Linked DNA regions of Homo sapiens: region 1 is linked to region 2. A link is an interaction called in ENCODE POLR2A ChIA-PET data of the cell type or tissue named here. Cell type or tissue: K562. All regions are shown on one strand. Links, peaks and the distances in the headings refer to the core of each region. The heading gives the core; the rest is flanking DNA.

Region 1 (2,919 bases), core at 197-2,696, 500 kb after region 2:
AGAGTAATCTATTCATTTATTCATTCAGTCAATGAATATTTGTTTATTGAGAACCACTGTGTACCTGGTACAATTCTGGGTTTTGGGACTCTAGTACCCCAGAGAAGAAGAACAATAAGACTGCTGCCTCTATAAAGTATGCGAGCTAATGAGTAATTCAGACCATGACCATTTCAGATAGTGACATGTGACTATAAAGAAAATAAAACGAAACGACAGGATGAGGAGTGACTGAGGATGAGGCACTAAGCACTCTAGAAAGGACTCTCAGAGAAAAATCTCTCTGGGGAATTGATCTTCCAGAAGACTTGACTAAGGAGAAAAAAAAAATCAGCCATGCAAAGAGCAGAGAGAAGAGCATTCCAGACAGAGGAAATAGCCAAGGCAAAGGCCCTGAGGCTGGAAGTCAGAAAAAGAGGCAGCAGGAACTGTGAGCTTTGCCATTAGCCACATTTAGGACTTGGAAGAGCACATCTGAAATAATACCTCTTCAGATACCACGCCAGTGAAACATTTTAACAATTAGCAATTTGATGAAACTCCTTATTGTTAACGTTGTTCTTAATAACTAATTTAAATTTTCTATCTAAAAATGGGTATTTAAAATATTTTTGGATGTAAACTGACAAATAGCAAAAAAGAAATAGAGATTATAAATAAGACATCAACAAAATGGATGAAGAGTTTCAGAAGATCACCTTGGGGAGGGTAGTGGTGGTGAGGGTTGGAAATGAAAGGCTGAAAATCATGTACTATTTATTAATTTAATAAATCTGTCTTGATGTCAATGTAATCGAATGTTGCCACAAAATAATGGTCTCCTGCTGCTATATAAATGTTGAGGCCAAGCTCTGATGTTTATTTTCAAGACAGGAGACATTGATCCTTCACTAATAGAATATTACAAGTTTATTTCTATTATGCTAAGTAACCAAAGTTGATTTCATTGTTTGATTTGATGGATGTTGGTGCTGTCAGAGTTCAGAACGGTCTGGGGCTAGGAAGCCAAGAGGACGAATATTTTCTTGTCCTAATTAGGCACACTTGGATTTCATTCTAGTATCAAATCAATAAAGGAAAACTTTGGGATACTGAGTCCCTGGGATCCTTCTTCTGATGTCCCAGGGATTGGAACTATTTGGCATAAGATTGCTCTTCCCCTAAGACCAAGACGACTCTGGAGCCAGGCAGTGAGTGATTTGGATGGGGCCCCACCGAATTGGAAAGGCAACAGGAAATGTGATGAGAGGAAAAAGACAGCTATAACAATAGAAGGAGGAAGTGAAGCCCGAAAAACAAGGCAAGAAGAAAAAGTAACAGTGAACTACAATAATCCATGAGGAAACGAAAACCACACAGAAAACAAAACAACACAACAAAAAACCCAAAAGGAATTGCAACCTGCTGATTTAGATGCAGGGGACCCGTTTTTGACCATTTCCAGAGGTAGGGCTCTTATTTGCAGTGATCCAGTTAACGAATGGTACTGCCCAAGTTTCCCTTTTCCTACGCAGAATGTGAATTAAAACAAAGCTCTTTGTTTTCAGGTTTTACATACCACAGATCACACAGCCACATGGAGCTGGGAAATGTGATCGACTTGAAGAAGAATGAATACGGTGAAGATTGGAAAGAAGACATGAGCTGATCAACTTAGTAGGAGTAAGGAAAACCCTTTTTTTTTTTTTTTGAGACAGAGTCTCACTCTGTTACCAGGCTGGAGTGTGATGGCGCAATCTCCGCTTACTGCAACCTCCGCCTTCTAGGTTCAAGAGATTCTCCTGCCTCAGCCTCCCAAGTAGCTGGGATTACAGGCACACTCCACCATGCCTGGCTAATTTCTGTATTTTTAGGCTGGGGTTTCACCATGTTGGCCAGGATGGTTTTGATCTCCTGACTTCATGATCCGCCCGCCTCGGCCTCCCAAAGTGCTGGGATTACAGGCATGAGCCACTGTGCCCAGCTGGAAAACATGTCTTTTAAATATCGAAGGAGAAGTGGATACACACCAAATCATTTCTCTTCCCCATTGTATCCTATAGGGAGCCAAAATACTCACCTTATAGTAGTGAAAATCGGAGGAAATGATGGACCTGAGGAAAGATGAGTCTCCAATAAAGCAGGATGTGGCTTGTTGTTTCTGATCTAATCAGGAGGTTTAGGGGCCGGCTGTGCTGAAATGATATCCATAAGCCCTATTTGAGTGGCCCAACTGTATTTAACCCAACCTGAATTCACAGAAAAGTTTGTCCTTCTAGAATCATAGTACATGAAGGAGTAAACCTTAAGGGGTAGGGATGGTTGGAAAAATTTGTGTGTCAGATTCCTGAAAGGTTTGATGAGATAGGGAGGCTGCATGTAAATCTCAATCTGGTTATTTACTGGTTGTGTGAACCAGAAAAAAGTGTGCAAATAATAACACCTCACAGGATTGTGGTTTTTTTGGTTGTTGTTGTTTGTTTGTTTTTGTTTTGTTTTGAGACAGGGTCTCCCTTTGTTGTCCAGGCTGGAATGCAGTGGCACAATCAGGGCTCACTTGAGTCTTGACCTGCTGGGCTCAGGTGATTCTCCCACCTCAGCCTCCTGGGTGGCTGGGGCTACAGGTGCACACCACCATGCCCAACTAATTTTTTAAATTTTTTTTTTGTAGAGATGGGGTTTTGCTATGTTTCCCAAGCTATTCTGTAACCCCTGGGCTCAAGTTATTCTCGACCTTCCAAAGTGTTGGGATTACAGGTGTGAACCACTATGCCTGGCCTCAAAGCGTTGTTAAAAGCATTGAGACACTGTAGGTAAAACACTTAGTGCCAGGCACATTGTATGAGCTTAATACATGTTAGTTCGTGTTAACACATAAGCAGTCTGTAGCATGGGATGCAAAAACTGAAATTATTGCATGGTTGAACCATATAATGTTGC
Region 2 (2,919 bases), core at 202-2,701:
GTACATTATTTGAGGAAGCAGGGAGAAAAAATCCTCATATTGCCGAGAAAGAACAGTTACTTCAACAAAACCAAATATCTTCTAATGTTTAATAACTGTCAGGATAACATTCTGTTAGCATAACTGCATTTATAAAAATGGAAATTGTTATCAACCAAAAATTAGAAGTTTTTTAAGTGAAAAAAATTCTAGAAAGAAATCAAGCTGCTTGAGGAGATGGATCTATCTGGGAAGAAAGGCCTCCCCAGTCTACAGGAGCTCCTTGGAACTTTTTTCTGCCACTGATGAATTTTTAGGTCTTTGTTGATCAGAGAAAAAGTTGTATTTTTAACTTTTTTTAAAAAAAACTAAACATTGGCTCCAAACTGATAGACTCTCATCTCAGAATCTGTTAGCAAAGGATAACTAATGTTTGCAGACAAGAACACCATTCAGATGACACATTATTATAATTTATTTTACACTAGAAATGACATGGCTTGAGAAATGACTTGCTGAGAAATCTGTGTTTACATTAGGGAGATTGGGGGGAAAATCCCTCACAGAAGTTGAAAACATGCTAAGTGGTAAATACCAAAATGCCCAGCAAGCATTTAAGCCGGCTCTCATCCTAGCATGAATATGGGCAGCTCAGCATTTTAAAATTTACTTTTAGCTTTTCTAGCAGTTTGAATTAACCCTTTCTCTACTTCCACTTTCTCTGTGAGAGTTCAGCTCTTAATCTGCAGACGTGGACTGAGGGTGCTGTCACGGTGCTCGGTGATCCACTGGTGAATGATGTCCTCACCTGAAGCAGTTTCCTACAAGTGGGCTGCCTTGTGTACATGTCTCCTAAGCTTCCTTACTATCCATGTAAGGCCTAGACAAACATTAGGAAGCAAGTTCAGCTTGTATGGATTGGAAAAGGCCTGTCAGTAGAGCAAAACAATACAAATCAATGTCACAATAAAGGTATATCCAGACCAGAGGTTCTCCAGAGCAGAATCACCCCCAGAGAGACTGTGTCAGGTGGCCCCAGCATCTGTAGCTGTAAACGATCCTCAGGTGATTTTAAGTATATCCCTCATTCAAAGACACACTAATCTAGACTCTCTAAAAAGCCAATGACATTTTAATCTTCGTTTCAGCTCCTAGCAAATGAAAGCAAAAAACAAAACAAGCAACCAAAAAAAAAATTGTTCCAGGTTAGGTTTATCTTAATACTTAACTGGCTATGAAACTTATTTACAGCCTTAGTGAATACCAATTATATACAAGAAAGGTGAGCATTTAATGAATATTCGTATAATACTTTACAATATCTTATCATGCATTAATGATCTCATGTGGTTCTCACAGCAACCCTATGAGGTAGCTTGTTAGTTTCAAATTAAAGATGAGGAAAATAAGTCTCAGGGACATGAAGACTCGCTCAAGAGCCCTCAAAGAGTACAGCAGAGCAGCTGTGGGGTTGAGAAGCAGAGGGGTAAAATGACCATTGTTTTATTACTATAGGTCAAAAAGAAATTTTAATGTTTAAATATCTCCTATAGCTTTTTAGAAAACTTCTAATTACTATGCCACACTTTGCTGGTAAAACATATTATCTCACAGTAAAATATTGTGTTTTTTCTTTGTTTTACAACTATCTACACAAACACCCACACATACACACACACACACACACACACTCACACTCACTCTCTCTCTCTCTTTTGGAGTAAAACAGAAATAATCTATTGTTCCTGAGTTTGATTGTGGGAAAATCACTTAAGATAGGTCATGTTTATAACACCAGTTTCAGGGACAGGTAAATCCAGTAATTTAATTTTTATATATCTTACATTAAAATGAACACACAAATACATTTCTCCCTCAATCTCCATGTCAGACAAATGGAAGTGAAGTACTTGGCCTAGAAAAGAATAACCTGCAAGTGCCCTAATAATGTTGGTATTCCTAGTATTAATAAGTTAGATTTGTTTTTTTGCTATTTATAGTGATGTGTCTTTTTTTTTTTTTTTTTTTCCCCGAGACAGTGTCTGGCTCTGTCACCCAGGCTGGACTGCAGTGGCACAGTCTCAGCTCACTGCAACCTCTGCCTCCTGGGTTAAAGCCAACCTCCCACCTCAGCCTCCTGGGGAGCTGGGACTACAGGAACACACCACCATAAACAGGCAAATTTTTGTATTTTTTTGTACCGACAGGGTTTCACCATGTTGCCCAGGCTGGTCTCGAACTCCCAGGATCAAGTGATGCTCCCACCTTGGCCTCCCAAAGTGCTTGGATTACAGGTGTGAGCCACCATGCCTGGCCATGATGTATCCCTTTGAAGTGTTTCTTCTAAACATTCAGCCTATCAAACACCAGTTGCTGTAGACATTTGTGTCCAAGGGAAAAATAATCCATGTCACATCTTGGTGAGATGAAATATTCCATGGTATCAGTCCTATTAAAGCCAGGGCTGGCCAGGTAAACTCTTGGCATTCTTCGTGCCGCAATTCCTAAACTCAATAGAAGAATCTGAAGAACATAAAACAAAAGCCAAGAGAATAAAAGAAAAATAACTGAGCAGTAAAGACTTATTTAAGAATATCAGTACTAAAATAAAACTATCCATTCCTGTCACTGAGTGCATGCTACTTACAGCAAAGTAAAATATTTCCTGAATTGGTGGCCCCCAACCTTTTTGGCACCAGGCACCAGTTTCAGGGAAAACCATTTTCACAGACCGAATGGGAGATGGTTTCAGGATGAAACTGTTCCACCTCAGATCATCAGGCATTGGTTAGAATCTCATAAGGAGCGCGCAACCTAGGTCCCTCAGATGCGCAGTTCACAATAGGGTTCACATTCCTATGCAGATCCAATGCTGCAGCTGATCTGATAGGAGGAAGAGCTCAGGTGGTAATGCTCGCTTGCTTGCCCACCCAGCTGCCG

Evidence for each region. Peaks named below come from ENCODE experiments on the same cell type or tissue, not always from the same donor. Only the 100,000 strongest peaks of a DNase experiment are listed, where the experiment ranks them.
Region 1: POLR2A ChIA-PET joins it to region 2 with 5 read pairs; 2 of 35 experiments call an interaction of 5 or more read pairs at or near these places.

The regions. Positions count from the first base shown.
Region 1 is chr5:81,758,209-81,761,127 of GRCh38, reverse strand. No RefSeq gene overlaps it. Among named protein-coding and RNA genes, the nearest start is that of SSBP2, 8.6 kb to the right of the region's middle. RefSeq lists a cis regulatory region at 1,998-2,303. In K562, for the core only: no CTCF peak of the experiment used is centred there; DNase peaks (open chromatin) are centred at 1,217 and 2,157; H3K4me3 peaks cover 780 bases.
Region 2 is chr5:82,253,651-82,256,569 of GRCh38, reverse strand. It overlaps ATG10 (autophagy related 10), which reads right to left. Exons shown (of 8, transcript NM_031482.5): 8 at 437-2,502. Among named protein-coding and RNA genes, the nearest start is that of RPS23, 23 kb to the left of the region's middle. In K562, for the core only: no CTCF peak of the experiment used is centred there; no DNase peak of the experiment used is centred there.